Regions from separate parts of the Homo sapiens genome. Here regions 1 and 3 are each linked to region 2. Evidence: read pairs that join two places in POLR2A ChIA-PET (ENCODE). Cell type or tissue: GM12878. All regions are shown on one strand.

What was found. Peaks named below come from ENCODE experiments on the same cell type or tissue, not always from the same donor. Only the 100,000 strongest peaks of a DNase experiment are listed, where the experiment ranks them.
Region 1: POLR2A ChIA-PET joins it to region 2 with 5 read pairs; 13 of 35 experiments call an interaction of 5 or more read pairs at or near these places.
Region 3: POLR2A ChIA-PET joins it to region 2 with 6 read pairs; 11 of 35 experiments call an interaction of 5 or more read pairs at or near these places.

Annotation. Positions count from the first base shown.
Region 1 is chr17:75,174,894-75,179,893 of GRCh38, reverse strand. All of the region lies in intron 2 of SUMO2 (small ubiquitin like modifier 2), which reads left to right. Among named protein-coding and RNA genes, the nearest start is that of SUMO2, 5.6 kb to the left of the region's middle. In GM12878, no CTCF peak of the experiment used is centred here; no DNase peak of the experiment used is centred here; H3K4me3 peaks cover 223 bases.
Region 2 is chr17:75,248,285-75,253,284 of GRCh38, reverse strand. All of the region lies in intron 1 of GGA3 (golgi associated, gamma adaptin ear containing, ARF binding protein 3), which reads left to right. Among named protein-coding and RNA genes, the nearest start is that of GGA3, 11 kb to the left of the region's middle. RefSeq lists a silencer at 1,923-2,217 and enhancers at 2,541-2,650, 2,661-2,760. In GM12878, no CTCF peak of the experiment used is centred here; a DNase peak (open chromatin) is centred at 2,984; H3K4me3 peaks cover 1,835 bases; H3K27ac peaks cover 3,324 bases.
Region 3 is chr17:74,874,777-74,879,776 of GRCh38, reverse strand. FADS6 (fatty acid desaturase 6) reads left to right here. Exons shown (of 6, transcript NM_178128.6): 5 at 194-373; 6 at 1,300-2,475. The coding sequence ends at 1,446. Among named protein-coding and RNA genes, the nearest start is that of FDXR, 4.3 kb to the right of the region's middle. RefSeq lists enhancers at 1-238, 239-738, 3,323-3,617, 4,733-5,000 and a cis regulatory region at 4,297-4,368. In GM12878, no CTCF peak of the experiment used is centred here; no DNase peak of the experiment used is centred here.

The sequences.
Region 1 (5,000 bases), 73 kb after region 2:
GCAGGTGGCAGTTGACATCAGCCTGGCCACCATGGCAAAATCCCATTTCTACTAAAAATCCAAAAAAATTAGCTGGGCGTGGTGTTACACGCGCATAATCCCACCTACTCCGGAGGCTGAGGCTGAGAATCCCTTGAACCTGGGAGGTGGAGGCTGCAGTGAGCCAAGATCACACCACTGCACTCTAGCCTGGGTGACAGAGCGAGAGCATTTCAAAGGAAAAAAAAAAAAAAACTTTAGAATGTTTGAAGTATTTTTATGCCTAGTGTATTTACAATGTAATAAGAAAATACTGTGCTCATAATTGATATGTAAACCTTCTTGTATGTAGTTCCTTATAAAGATACCTTTTTTTTTTTTTTTTTTGAGACAGAGTCTCGCTCTGTTGTCCAGGATGGAGTGCAGTAGTGCAATCTCGACTCACTGCAACTTCTGCCTCCCGAGACCAAGCGATTCTCCTGTCTCAGTCTCCCGAGTAGGTGGGACTACGGGCGCACGCCACCACGCCCAGCTAATTTTTGTATTGTCAGCAAGATGGGGTTTCACCATATTGGTCAGACTGGTCTTGAGCTCCTGACCTCAGGTGATCCACCTGCCTCATCCTCCCAAAGTGCTGGGATTACAGGCGTGAGCCACTGTGCCCAGCAAGATACCATATACTCTTATTTGAAGAATTTTGCTGAAATCACCCTACATGAACTTATGAATTGTGTTAAATAATTTATAAACTGGCATCTTCTATATTTGAACACTAGTGCCCCTTCAGGATACAGGGGAATTTTAAAAGGTAATCCTTTTGGAGAACTTCTTTAGCAAAACTGCATACAAAATAGAAAATCATAGGCTGGGCGTGGTAATCCAGCACTTTGGGAGGCCAAGGCTGGAAGACCAGTCTGGACAACATAGTAAGACCTCATCTGGTTTTTTTGTTTTGTTTTGAGGTGGAGTTTTGCTCTTATTGCCCAGGCTAGAGTGCAGTGGCGCAATCTCGGCTCACTGCATCCTCCGCCTTCCAGTTTTAAGCGATTCTTCTGCCTCAGCCTCCCAAGTCACTGGGATTACAGGACCTCGTGAACCACCCGCCTCAGCCTCCCAAAGTGCTGGGTTTACAGGCATGAGCCACTGCGCCTGGCCCAGACCTCATCTCTTAAAAAAAAATTAGGTGGTTGTGGTGGCACATACCTGTAGTCCAGGCTATTTCAGTGACAGAGGTGGGAGGATTGCTTGAGCTTGGCAGGTCTAGGCTGCAGTGAGCCATGATCTCATCGCTGCACTCCAGTGTGGGTGACAGAATGAGACCCTGTCTCAAAACCACAAACAAACAGAATCATGCTTCAGTTTGGTGGTTTTGAACAGTATTCTTTTCTTTTTTTTTTTTTTTTTTGAGAGTCTCGCACTGTTGCCCAGGCTGGAGTGCAGTGGCACCATCTCGGCTCACTGCAACCTCTGCCTCCTGGGTTCAAGCGATTCTCCTGCCTCAGCCTCCCAAGTAGCTGGGACTACAGGTGCGTGCCACCGTGCCCAGCCAATTTTTGTATTTTTTGTAGAGACGGGGTTTCACAATATTGGCCAGGATGATCTCGATCTCTTGACCTCGTGATCCGCCTGCTTCGGCCTCCCAAAGTGCTGGGATTACAGGTGTGAGCCACTGGTGCCTGGCCTTGAACACTATTCTTATGCATATCTTATTTAACTTTTCTGCAATTGCAAAATTTTGCCTTTTTTTTTTTGAGACAGGCTTTTGCCCTGTTGCCCATGCTGAAGTGCAGTGGGAGGATTATGATCATGGCTCACTGCATCCTCTGCCTCCCAGGCTCAAGCAGTCCTCCCACCTCAGGCTCCCAGGTAGTTGGGACTATAGGCTTGTGCCACTGGGCGATTCTTTTTTTTTTTTTTTTTTTTTTTGAGACGGAGTCTCGCTTTGTCGGTCAGACTGGAGTGTAGTGACATAATCTCGGCTCACTGCAACCTCCACCTCCCGGGTTCAAGCAATTCTCCTGCCTCAGCCTCCTGAGTAGGTGGGATTATAGGCACCTACCACCGTGCTCGGCTAATTTATTTTTCGTAGAAACGGGGTTTTACCACGTTGGCCAGGCTGGTCTTGAACTCCTGAGCTCAGGTGACCCACCCGTCTCGCCACCTCGGCCTCCCAAAGTGCTGGGATTACAGGCATGAAGCACTACGCCTGGCTTTTCTTTTCTTTTTTTTTTTTAAGATGGAGTTTTCCTCTTGTTACTGAGGCTGAATGCAATGGCGCAATCTAGGCTTACTGGAACCTCCGCCTCCCAGGTTCCAGTGATTCTCCTGCCTCAGCCTCACAAGTAGCTGGGATTACAGGCATGCACCACCACGCCTGGCTAATTTTGTATTTTTAGTAGAGACGGGGCTTCACCATGTTGATCAGGTTGGCTGCTCTGAAACTCCTGACCTCAGGTAATCCACCTGCCTTGGCCTTCCAAAATGTTGGGATTATAGGCGTGAGCCACTGCACCTGGCCACCATGCAAATTTTTTAATTTCTTTTTTTTTGAGATGGAGTCTTGCTCTGTTGCCCAGGCTGGAGTGCAGTGGCATGATCTCAGCTCACTGCAACCTCTGCTCCTGGGTTCAAGCAATTCTCCTGCCTCAGCCTCTTGAATAACTGGGATTACAGCGCCTGCCACCTAGCCTGGCTAATTTTTTGTATTTTTATTTATTTAATTAATTAATTTTTTTTTTTTTTTGAGACAAGAGTCTCGCTCTTGCAATGGCACGATCTCGGCTCATTGCAACCTCCACCTCCCGGGTTCATGCAATTTTCCCCCCTCAACCTCCGGCTGGAGTAGCTGGGACTACAGGTGTGTGCCATTGTGCTCAGCCAATTTTTGTGTTTTTAGTAGAGACGGGGTTTCACCATGTTGGACAGGCTGGTCTCGAACTCCTGACCTCAGGTGATCTTCCACCTCAGTCTCCCAAGGTGCTAGGATTACAGGCGTGAGCCACAATACTTGGCCTTTGTTTTTAAGTAGATGATGGTTATATACTGTTTTTCATCCCTTTTATGCCACTGATACTTACTGAGCAGCACCTACTATGTGCAAGGGATAGACTGTGTAACTAAAACAGTCTAGGTTCCTATATCTCCTGAAGTGTGTTTTTTAGTAAGACAGTAAGTAATTACAGATTTGGGTAAGTATTAAAGGAAATTAAAAAGCGGTGCTTTTTTAAAGCTATTCCAGGAAGTTCAAGGGTGTAGGTTGGGGCATTTTAGGTCGGTTTTGTTGTTGTTGTTGTTGTTTTTGATATTGAATCTGGTCTGTCACCCAGGCTGGAGTGCTAGGGCACGATCTTGGCTCACTGCAAACTCCGCCTCCCAGGTTCAAGCGATCCTCCTGCCTCAGCCTCCCGAATAGCTGGGATTACAGGCGGATGCCACCACACTCGGCTAATTTTTGTATTTTCAGTAGAGGCGGGGTTTCACCATATTGGCCAGGCTGATCTTGAACTCCAGACCTCAGATGATCTGCCTTGGTCTCCTAAAGTGTTGGAATTACAGTGTGAGCCCCCGAGCTCAGACTGGAGTCTTTAAATGGGCATTTTTTTCCTTTAAATTTCCTGTTAGTGGCCAGCCAGGCGGATCACGAGGTCAGGAAATTGAGACCATCCTGGCTAACACGGTGAAACCCCATCTCTACTAAAATACAAAAAATTAGCCCAGCATGGTGGCATGAGCCTGTAGTCCCAGCTACTGAGGAGGCTGAGGCAGGAAAGTCACTTGAACTCCGGTGGTGGAGGTTGCGTTGAACTGAGATTGTTCCACTCACTCCAGCCTGGGCGACAGAGCGAGACTCCATTTAAAAAAAAAAAATTTCATTTCCTTGTCTAACTCATTTAAATGCATATTTGTCTCAAGGTATGTTCTATTTAACATTATAGTAGCTGTGTCTGAAAAGCAGTAAAGCTTTCTAAAAGAATGACTTACTGGCTGGGCGCAGTGGCTCACACCTGTAATCCCAGCGTTTTGTGAGGCTGAGGTGAGTGGATCACTTGAGGTCAGGAGTTCGAGATCAGTCTGGCCAACATGGTGAAACCCTGTCTCTACTAAAAACACAAAAATTAGCTGGGCATGATGGCAAGCGCCTGTAATCCCAGCTACTCGGGAGGCTGAGGCAGGAGAACCACTCGAACCCAGGAGGCGGAGGTTGCAGTGAGCCAAGATCGCACCACTGCACTCCAGCCTGGGCGACATAGCAAAACTCTGTCTTAACAAACAAACAAAAACAACAACAACAAACAGGCCGGGCACAGTGTCTTATGCCTGTAATCCCAGCACTTTGGGAGGCTGAGGTGGTCAGATCATCTGAGGTCAGGAGTTCGAGACCAGCCTGGCCAACATGGCGAAACCCTGTTTCTACTAAAAAATACAAAAATTAGCCAGGCATGGTGGCGCCTGCCTAGTCCCAGCTAATCAGGAGGCTGAGGCAGGAAAATTGCTTGAACCCAAAAGGTGGAGGTTGCAGTGAGCCGAGATCGCGACACTGCCCTCCAGCCTGAGTGACAGAGCAAGACTCTGTCTCAAAAAAAAAAGAAAAGGAAAAAAAATACTACATCTTACTGTTCACTGAAAATGAGAGGCTGGGCACCATGGCTCACTCCTGTAATCCCAGCACTTTGGGAGGCTGAGGCGGACGGAGCACCTGAGGTTAGGAGTTCGAGACCAGCCTGGCCAACCTGATGAAACCCAGTCTCTACTAAAACTACAAAAATTAGCCGGTTGTTGTGGCGGGGGACCGTAGTCCCAGCTACTCTTGGGAGGCTAAGGCAGAAGAATCGCTTGAACCAGGAGGTGTAGGTTGCCTTGAGCTGAGATCACGCCACTGCACTTCAGCCTTGACAACAGATCAAAACTGTCTCAAAAAAAAGAAAATGAAAATCACCCCAAATCTTTTTACCTATAGGGTATGTTAACATGTTGGCAATTGTTTATTTAGGTATTTCTTTAATATATTCATGGTTAAATAT
Region 2 (5,000 bases):
AGGGAGAGATTGAAGAGTGGAAAGGAGAAAGTGGTTGAGGGATAGTGAGAGAGGTTGGAGAAGAGAGTAAGAAGAGGCCGCCTACCTGATTTAAAATTGGTGAGATGTTCCTTGGGCTGGTGGGTCTGAGGACCTGAGGTCGTAGGTGGATCTTTTTCACGGAGCAAAGAACAGGAGGACAGGGGATTGATCTCCCAAGGGAGGTCCCGCGATCCGAGTCATGGCACCAAATTTCATGCGCGTCCATGTGAAGAGACCACCAAACAGGCTTTGTGTGAGCAACATGGCTGTTTATTTCACCTGGATGCAGGCGGGCTGAGTCCGAAAAGAGAGTCAGCAAATGGTGTGGTGGATTATCATTAGTTCTTATAGGTTTTGGGATAGGCGGTGAAGTTAAGAGCAATGTTTTGCGGGCAGGGATGGATCTCACAAAGTACATTCTCAAGGGTGGGGAGAATTACGAAGAACCTTCTTAAGGGTGGGGGAGATTACAAAGTACATTGATCAGTTAGGGTGGGGCAGAAACAAATCACAATGCTGGAATGTCATCAGGTAAGGCTATTTTTACATCTTTTGTGGATCTTCAGTTACTTCAGGCCATCTGGATGTATACGTGCAAGTCATAGGGGATGCCATGGCTTGGCTTGGGCTCAGAGGCCTGACAATAGGGACTTTACATAGGATTAGGATGGATTAGAACAGAAGTTCTAGAAGCAGGTGAGAAGGAGTGGAGGGTAGGGATAAGGAAGGAAGGGATTTAAGAAGACATTGAGAAGGAAAGGACCACAAGACTGAGAGGAATGGATGAGGAGAGAGGGAAGAAGGAGTCAAAAAAGAGGTGGGGGAATAGGGGACTTTTGGAAGGTGCAGCATTTATAGGAATAGTGACTTAATAGACCACATGCAGTGGCTCATTCCTGTGGTCCCAGCTACTCAGGAGGCTGAGGTGGGAGCATCGCCTGAGCCCAGGAGTTGGAGGCTACAGTGAGCCATGATCGCCTACTGCAGCCCGGGGCAATAGAGTGAGACCCCCATCTCTAAAAAAAGAACAAGCACACGCCTGTGGGTGGTCCCAGCTACTCAGGAGGTTGAGGTGGGAGGATCACTTGAGCCTGGGAGGCAGAGACTGCAGTGAGCTGTAAGAGCCACTGCACTCCAACCTGGGTGACAGAGTGAGACCCCGTCTCAAACAACAAAAAAGAAAAAAAAAAACGAAAGACGCCAGGCACTGGGACTCACACCTGTAATCCTAGCACCTTGGGAGTTAAAGGCAGGCAGATTGCTTGAGCCTAGGAGTTCAAGACCAGCCTGAGCAACATGGCAAAATTCTGTCTCTACCAAAAGTACAAAAAATTAGCTAGGTGTGATGTGAGTGTCTGTGGTCCCAGCTAGGCTGAGGTAGAAGAATCATCTGAGCCTGGGAAGTTGAGGCTACAGTGAAGCCATGATCGCACCACTGCACTCTTGCCTGAGTGACAGAGTGAGACCCTGTCTCAAAAAAGAAAAAAAAAGGAAGAAGAAAAAGAAATGGGGAAGTCAGGAAAAAGAAGTGATGCTTTTTTTTTTTTTTTTTTTTTTGAGAAGGAGTCTCACTCTAGTCGCCCAGGCTAGAGTGCAGTGGCACAATCTCAGCTCATTGCAACCTCTGCCGCCTGGGTTAAAGCGATTCTCCTGCCTCAGCCTCCCAAGTAGCTGGGATTACAGGCGCCTGCCACTTCGCCTGGCTAATTTTTGTAGTTTTAGTAGAGACAGGGTTTCACTATCTTAGCCAGGCTGGTCTTGAACTCCTGACCTCGCGATCCACCCACCTCAGCCTCTCAAAATGCTGGGATTGCGGGTGTGAGCCACCGTGCCTGGGCCATACATTTGTTTTTACACTCATTTCTGTACCAAATTAGCCCAATTATCTACTGTCTTGTTTTTTGAACTGATTTTTTTTTTTTTTCATGTATTGAACCAGGAGAGCACAGCCTCCTTGAGGGTAAAATCTGTGTCTGGAACTTTTTCTGTAGTCCCTCCAGGGTCTGGCATGCTGACATGCTGTTTACTTCATTGTCTGCGGGTGCTTAACAAAGACTTGGTGATTGACTAAGTTTGTGTTTCCATTCAGGACCCTAGTGAAGGTTGACCTTTATTCCCTTTCCAGCCCATGTTCTTGCTTCTGCTTGTTTGTAAGTCATTTGTTACGTAGATTTTTCTTTTTGGAGATGGAGCCTCACTCTGTGGCCCAGGCTGGAGTGCAATGGCCTGATCTCAGCTCACTGCAGCCTCTGCCTCCTGGGTTCAAGTGGTTCTCCTGCCTTAGCCTCCTGAGTAGCTGGGATCACAGGTGCGCGGAACCATGCCCAGCTAATTTTGTGTTTTTAGTAGAGATGGGGTTTCACCATGTTGGTCAGGCTGGTCTCGAACTCCTAACCTCACGCAGGTGATCCGCCTGCCTCGGCCTCCCAAAGTGCTGGGATTACAGGCGTGAGCCACCGTGCCCAGACCATATGTATATAATTTTTTTTTTTTTTTTTTTTGGAGATGGAGTCTCACTCTGTTGCCCAGGCTGGAGTGCAGTGGTACAATCATGGCTCACTGCAACCTCTGCCTCCTGGGTTCAAGCAGTTCTCCAGCCTCAGCCTTCAAGTAGCTGAGATTACAGGTGTGTGCTACCGTGCCTAGCTAATTTTAGTATTTTTAGTAGAGACAGGATTTCACCATGTTGAACAGGCTGGTCTTGAACTCCTGACCTCAAATGATCCACCTGCCTTGGCCTCCCAAAGTGCTGAGATTACGGGCGTGAGCCACCGCATCCAGCCTGCTATGTAGATCTTGTTTTCTCTGGAATGTTTGAGCCGTGCTGGAATGGGGTACCCAATGCTGCTGTTTCCATCCCCACATGACGTTTTAAGTCCCACGAGAGTAGGCTAGCGATGGAGTGAAGCTGAAAAATGAAAGCAGGAAATCCAGAGACACAGAAACAGATGAGGCTTTCAACAGAGACTCGAAAATAGACAGAAACCATGAGTCAGAGCAGAGCCCGGAGGGGCGGTTCGGGAAGGCAAGGTCTATAGGGGAAGCTCGGGTGTCACCTCTATGCCAGGTGAAGGAAATGTTGAGTGGGTGGGAGGCTGTGTGCATCTGCTGGGGAGGCAGTAGGCAGATGGAAAGATCAAGTCACCCAGAATTATCCCCAGAGGTTCCTTCCCGTTCCTGTGGGCGGGTGAGCTCTGCTTTCTGAGCTGCCCAGAGAGCTGGAGGAGATAGACATGGAACTGACCATTGCAGAAACTAGGGCTTTTTGTGCCCGTGAGTAGGCAAAGAGCTCCCTGTGGATTTGCCATAAAAAGGTCTATCAAGGTGGAAGAAAGTGAGATTCTAGAGAAATTAATACAAGTGAAAAGTGGGCAGGAGTGTTCTTGGAAGTAGAAATGCTGTTGGAAGTCTAATAGACTTGGGAAGAAGATAACGTATGGTGAATACCAGTTGCTTCGGGGGTTGGGGGGATCCACATTTTACTCTGTACTCAGAAGATGCTTTTCCCCGTGCAAAAAGTGAAAGTGAGTGGGCCAGTTTTTCTTCTGTCACAAGGTGTATGACTGTTCCCAAAATAATAGCCCTGGGGGATGGGGATTGCTTCTCAGACCATTCAATTTTTGTACCCTGTAGACTTTTGGTGTTATGTGAGAACTTTAAGCACCTGATAGGAATTAGTAACAGAGCTACGCTAATGCCTGAGGAAATTTCAGACAATTGGTGGGAGAGACTTGGCATTTGGAATGTGATAGCTGGTAGGCTACCATACAGTAATGCAGGATTGCCAGACATTTCTTTCCAAATGGCTACCCTTGATTACATTTAACTCCCCTCCTTTCAAGCTCCAGATTTTGAAGGACCTGTTAATTCTCTTTCAAGATTGAAGACAGACACCTTCTTTTTCTTCTAAAGAGGAACCTAGGCGGGGTGCGGTGGCTCCCGCCTGTAATCCCAGCACTTTGGGAGGCCAGGGCTGGTCTTGACCTCCTTACCTGAGGTCAGGAGGCCTGGCCACCATGGCGAAACCCCATCTCTACTAAAAATACAAAAAGTAGCCAGGCATAGTGGCGCATGCCTATAATCCCAGCTACTCGGGAGGCTGAGGCAGGAGAATAGCTCGAACCTGGGAGGTGGAGGTTGCAGTGAGCCTAGATCGCGCCACTGCACTCCAGCCTGGGTGACACAGCGAGACTCAATCTCAAAATAAATAAATAAATAAATATGAACCTAAACCATCAGAATCTTCCCCTTGCAGCCACAACAGAAACACTGCCGGGGAGGCCGAGCCCCGACCTGGGAAGCAGGGTGATACACTGGGTGCCACGGGCCTTCCCTCTGCCTGGCAGCTGTCGCTACTCAGATCCCTGCAGCCCTGTTGCCAGTGAAGGAGCTGGAGTCTCTGTTATGATGTGTTCATCCAGCTGGTGAGTTTTTTTTTTTTTGTTTTGTTTTTTTTGTTTTTGTTTTTGTTTTTTTTTTAGACAGAGTTTTCACTTGTTGCCCAGGCTGGAGTGCAATGGCACGATCTCGGCTCAAGGCAACCTCTGCCTCCCAGGTTCAAGCGATTTTCCTGCCTCAGCCTCCTGAGTAGCTGGGACTACAGGCATGTGCCACCATGCCCAGCTAATTCTGTATTTTTAGTAGTGATGGGGTTTCTCCATGTTGGTCAGGCTGGTCTTGAACTCCTGACCTCAGGTGATCCGCCTGCCTCGGCCTCCCAAAGTGTTGGGATTACAGGCGTGAGCCACTGCACCCGGCCCAGCTGGTGATTTTTTTTTTTTTTTTTTTTTTTTTTGAGACGGAGTCTCGCTGTCGCCCAGGCTGGAATGCAGTGGTGCGATCTCAGCTCACTGCAGACTCCACCCCCCGGGTTCGCGCCATTCTCCTGCCTCAGCCTACCGAGTAGCTGGGACTACAGGCGCCCGCCACCTTGCCCAGCTAACTTTTTGTATTTTTAGTAGAGAGGGGGTTTCACCGTG
Region 3 (5,000 bases), 370 kb after region 2:
CAGAGATGGATGAGAGTCAGTGCAGAAAACAGACAGGGTCATCATCGGAGCTGGGCCAGGAGCCCCTCTACCAGGTCCCCCCACATGGGAGGTGGGTGACACAAGAACCCTCTGGGTAGCATGAGGTCCCAGGACACCTGGAGTGGGGTGGGGAGGTCCAGGCTGCCCGGCGTGACCCACGTGTCTGTCACAGCACATCGGACTGCCCATGTTCTCCCGGGACAACAAGCCCCGTCGGATTCACATGATGAGCCTGGGGGTGCTTAACCTGGCCCGGCTGCCCGTGCTGGACTGGGCGTTCGGCCACTCGATCATCAGCTGCCATGTGGAACACCATCTATTCCCCAGGCTCTCTGATAACATGTGCCTGAAGGTAGTCGAGGGCTGGGCTGGGGGCGCTGGAATAAAGGGACTGTTAGAGGATGGAAAGGAAGATTCTTCGGCCTGGGGGCGTTGCTCACACTATAATCCTGGCACTTGCGGAGGCTGAGGTGGGCAGATTGCTTGAGCCCAGGAGTTTGAGAGCAGCCTGGGCAACATGGTGAAACCCCATCTCTACAAAAAATTCAAAAATTAGCGGGGTGTGGTGGCACATGCTTGTGGTCCCAGCTGCTTGGAAGCTGAGGTGAGGACCACCTGAGTCTGCAGAGGTTGAGGCTGCAATGAACCATAATCGTGCCACTGCACTCCAGCCTGGTGACAGAGTAAGACCCTGTCTCAAAAAAAAAAAAAAAAAAAGGTGGTGAGGGGAGGGAGGAAACTTCAGGGTTCACCTGAACTCCAAGTCCCCCAACTGGCCTGGTCAGAGGTCACCCAGGAAGGGCAGCCCAGTGTATCCACAGCAGCATGGGTTTTAGATCAGAGATACCCAGGTTTCTTACTAGCAGGGCGACTGGACAAGTGAACTGAATGCCTCTAGGCCTCAGCTTTCTCTTCTGTAAAATGGGAGTAGAAGGGCTTCTGTTGACAGGCTTTGAGGATGAAATGGAGAAATATATCTGAAATGTTTGGCACATGGTAGGTGCTTGGTAAAAGGGAGCTCTGGTTTTTATCCCCCTGTGCCAAGGAGGGCTGTCATGCAGTCAGGATCCCTGGATGTCGGAGAGAAGCCACTCCTTTCTTCTGCAGGGTTAGGGACAAGAATTCTCTGACTTAAGCCCTTCTGCTCCTCCGGAGAATCTTGGAACAAGGCCGATAGGAACTGGGGGTGGGAAGATGATGTCCCTCCCTCCCCTGACGGGATGATGGGCCTGCCCACAGCCCCTGCTCATAGGCCCTCTCCTGCCCATCTTCCACCAGGTGAAGCCCGTGGTGTCCCAGTTCCTACGTGAGAAGCAGCTACCGTACAACGAGGACTCATACCTGGCTCGCTTCCAGCTGTTTCTCCGTCGCTATGAGGAATTCATGGTGCAGGCCCCACCCATCACTGAGCTTGTGGGGCTGTAATGAGGCCGGGCCGGTGCAGCCACCCTGCCCCTCCCTGGCCTGGCCCTGGCCCTCCTGCTGCTGCTGGTCCAGGGGGTGTGGCTCAGTGGCTGGTGGTGGACCTGGAGAGTGGAGGCACCGGCCAGGCAGGGGGGCAGGGGAGCTCAGGCCTGGGGTCTGGGGGCCACCTGCCTTGCGTGCTTTTCTGGGTTTTGAGGGGTGTCTGGGTGAAGCGGTAATGGTGGCTGTGCATTCTGGTCAGTCTGGACCTCAGCAACTTCATCTCAGGACTAAAGAGCTGGGTCCTTCCCCCTGCTCCATCTGAGCCTTGGTAGGGTTAAAGGGAGGTGACAGGGTGAAGAGGGATCCTGTGCAGGGGCCACCTGGGAGATAGCAGGGGGCACAGAGAGAACAGGGTCAGCTCCCTCGGCTGGGACCTCCCTGGCATTGGGAGAGCCCCACACGGCCTTGGCTATTGCTTCCTTCAGGCTCTGCCCACCAAGGTGCCCTCTCCCCGGGGACCTTAGGGTGAGCTTGCTTTTGGCAGGCCTTCCTCGATCCTCAGCCAAAGGAACCTGTGCAAGACACTGGCTCAGCAGTTCCCCAGGCCACAGTATCAGCAAGATAAAAGTGAGTGTGTTTTGTCGGGAGGGAACTCCAGGGGAAGTGAGGGGAGAAGGTTCCCCAGGGACAGAGTTAGGGAAAGAGTATAAATAGCCAGCCAGGGGCGGTGGCTCATGCCTGTAATCCCAGCACTTTGGGAGGCCAAGGCGGGTGGATCGCGAGATCAGGAGCTCGAGACCACCCTGGCCAACATGGTGAAACCCCGTCTCTACTAAAAATACAAAAAATTAGCTGGATGTGGTGGCATACACTTGTAGTCCCAGCTACTTGGCAGGCTGAGGCAGAAGAATCACCTGAACCCGGGAGGTGGAGGTTGCAGTGAGCCAAGATTGCACCATTGCATTCCAGCCTGGGTGACAGAGCGAGACTCCATCTCAAAAAAATAAAAAAATAAAAAATAAGACTCCCGTTCAAAAAAAAAAAAAAGAATAAATAACTTTGAATGTGACCTTGGCTAGTTCAAACAGTTTGTTCTGTGATGTTTAGAAGTGAACCTGGGGATCATCTACTGGGAGAGAGAAGAATTTGTAGGAGGGGGCTGGGGCTGGAGGGGGTACTGGGAACAGGGTCCGGAGGACGGATGACCTCAGAGAGGAATGGGAGGAGGGTGGGGTGCAGATAGAAGAGCCTGAAGTCAGGGCTGGGCAGGGCTGTGGAAGGATGGTCTGCAGCCTGGGAGTGAGGTGGGAATATAAGGGAACTACCAATGCCAGGCAGAGGAAGAGACCAAGGTGCTGGGGGACACCACTGAGATTCAGCCCACAGTGGGTAGTATTGAGAGAGGGCTGGGAGCTGCCCCAGCTGGGGGCTGGACTGGGAGGGTGCTAGGAAGTGCCCAGGTGGAGGCTGAGGGAGAGACAGAGAAGGAGGCCAGACCCATTAGTTGAAAACAGGGTCTCTCACCTTGGCACTATTGACTTTTTTTTTTATGGAGATGGAGTCTCGCTCTGTCGCCCAGGCTGGAGTGCAGTGGCATGATCTCAGCTCACTGCAACTTCTGCCTCCCAGGTTCAAGCGATTCTCCTGCTTCAGCCTCCCGAGTAGCTGGGACTACAGGAGCCTGCCACCATGCCTGGCTAATTTTTTGTATTTTAGTAGAGACGGAGTTTCACCATGTTGCCCAAGCTGGTCTCGAACTCCTGAGCCCAGGCAATCCACCCACCTTGGCCTCCCAAAGTGCTAGGATTACAGGTGTGAGCCACCATGCCCAGTCACTACTGACATTTTATCTGGCCAATTCTGTGTTGTTGGGGGCTGTCCTGTGCATTGTTGGATGTTTAGCAGCGTCACTGGCTTCTACCTACTAGATGCTGGGAGCTCAAGTTGTGACAATCAAAAATGTCTCCAGACATTGCTGAGTTGACCCAGTTGAGAACATGCAAGTCATTCTCTGAGCGTGTAATTGCCTTGTTTTTCAGTGAAGGCCTTGGATAGAGTGAAAGGCCTCCTGACCCTGCTGATAGGGAGACAAACTGCCGGCAAATGGGAGCCTGGGGGATGGGCAGAGGGGTCTGGCTACAGGCACAGGCATTCCCTGAGCCTTGTTCCGTTGGAGAGCCCCTCTGTGGTGTGGCCTTAGGCAGCTGCACAGAGGCCACTGGTTCTTTTATGTGCACTCTCCATTCATCTCCACCACACCTTCCTTTACCAAAGACCGCAGTTCCTTTAGACACCCTTTTCCATAGCTACAGACTCTCACTAGTTCTGAAACAGCTCCCTCCAGGCTTGCGGTGGTAGTGGTTTCCAGCTGTTGCTAGCCTGGGGTGCTTCTCCATTCCCTTCACCCTGCTCACACCTCTGTATACAAACTCCTTCATTAAACTGTCCTCAATCACGCCTTTTGAGTGTGCCATCTGTTTCTTGCTAGAAGGTTGACTGATAGAGTGGAGTTTTGGATCCAGGCAGCCCTCTTGGCACGAGGCAGGCTTGGCGGCTCCCCAGCCCACTGCTTTGCTATATGTTATTGCTGCTCCTTGGAAATGCATTAGCAGCTTAGAAATGGCCTTGAGATCTAGGGGTGTAATTAATCAAACTGCTAATTCTCCATTTGAGAAACGCAGTGGCAGAAAAGGCCCCAGTTGCACAGTCCTGGCTCATGATTAAAACCATCCAAATACATAACCAATGACTCATTGTTATTGATCTGGACCTGACTGGGGTATGGGCAGCAGCTGAAGGCACTGGTGCCAGATCTGGCTGTACCATGGGTATCATGGGAACAAGTCACTCGATTGCTTTGAGGCTCCATTTTCTGTTTCACTTAGGATGTGGGCTGGGAATTTCTGAGGCCTGAGAGGTGAGGGAGGTGACAGGAGTGAATGAAGTATATCCAGATCTCTGCAGAGACTTAAGGTCTAATCTACAGAGACATATGGGAGGTCATAATACATATGGATGATGATAATAATAGCTAATGTTTATCTAGCATTTATGGAAGTTGTCTTGACCTCATCATCTGATTTTAATGTCTACAACAAATTGCCACTATTCATATTTCCCCCAAATGTTACAGACAGTGAAAAAAAGTCCTGGAGAGATTAAATTTCTCAATGTCATATAGCTAGTAAGTGGAGGAAGAGGGATTCAGACCCAATGTTGTCTGACTCTAGAATCCATCCTCCACCACCAGATATACTGCCTCTAGATGGGGAGCCCTACAGAACTTTTTCGATTGTACGAACTTCCATTATGTGCTAGCCAGTGTGTGAAGCCCTGGGGGTATAAGAGCTGAGACTGGGTCCCCATCCTCATGGAGCTTATAATGTAGTGCAGGGGTGGTCAAACTCTGTAAAGGACCAGATAGTAAATATCTGGGGCTTTGCGAACCATATGATCTCTGTTACAACTACTCAATTGTGCCATCAAAGCACAAATATAGCCATAGACAATATGTAAAGAAGTAAGCATGGATGTCTTCCAATAAAGTTTTATTCAAACTGAAGTCTGAATTT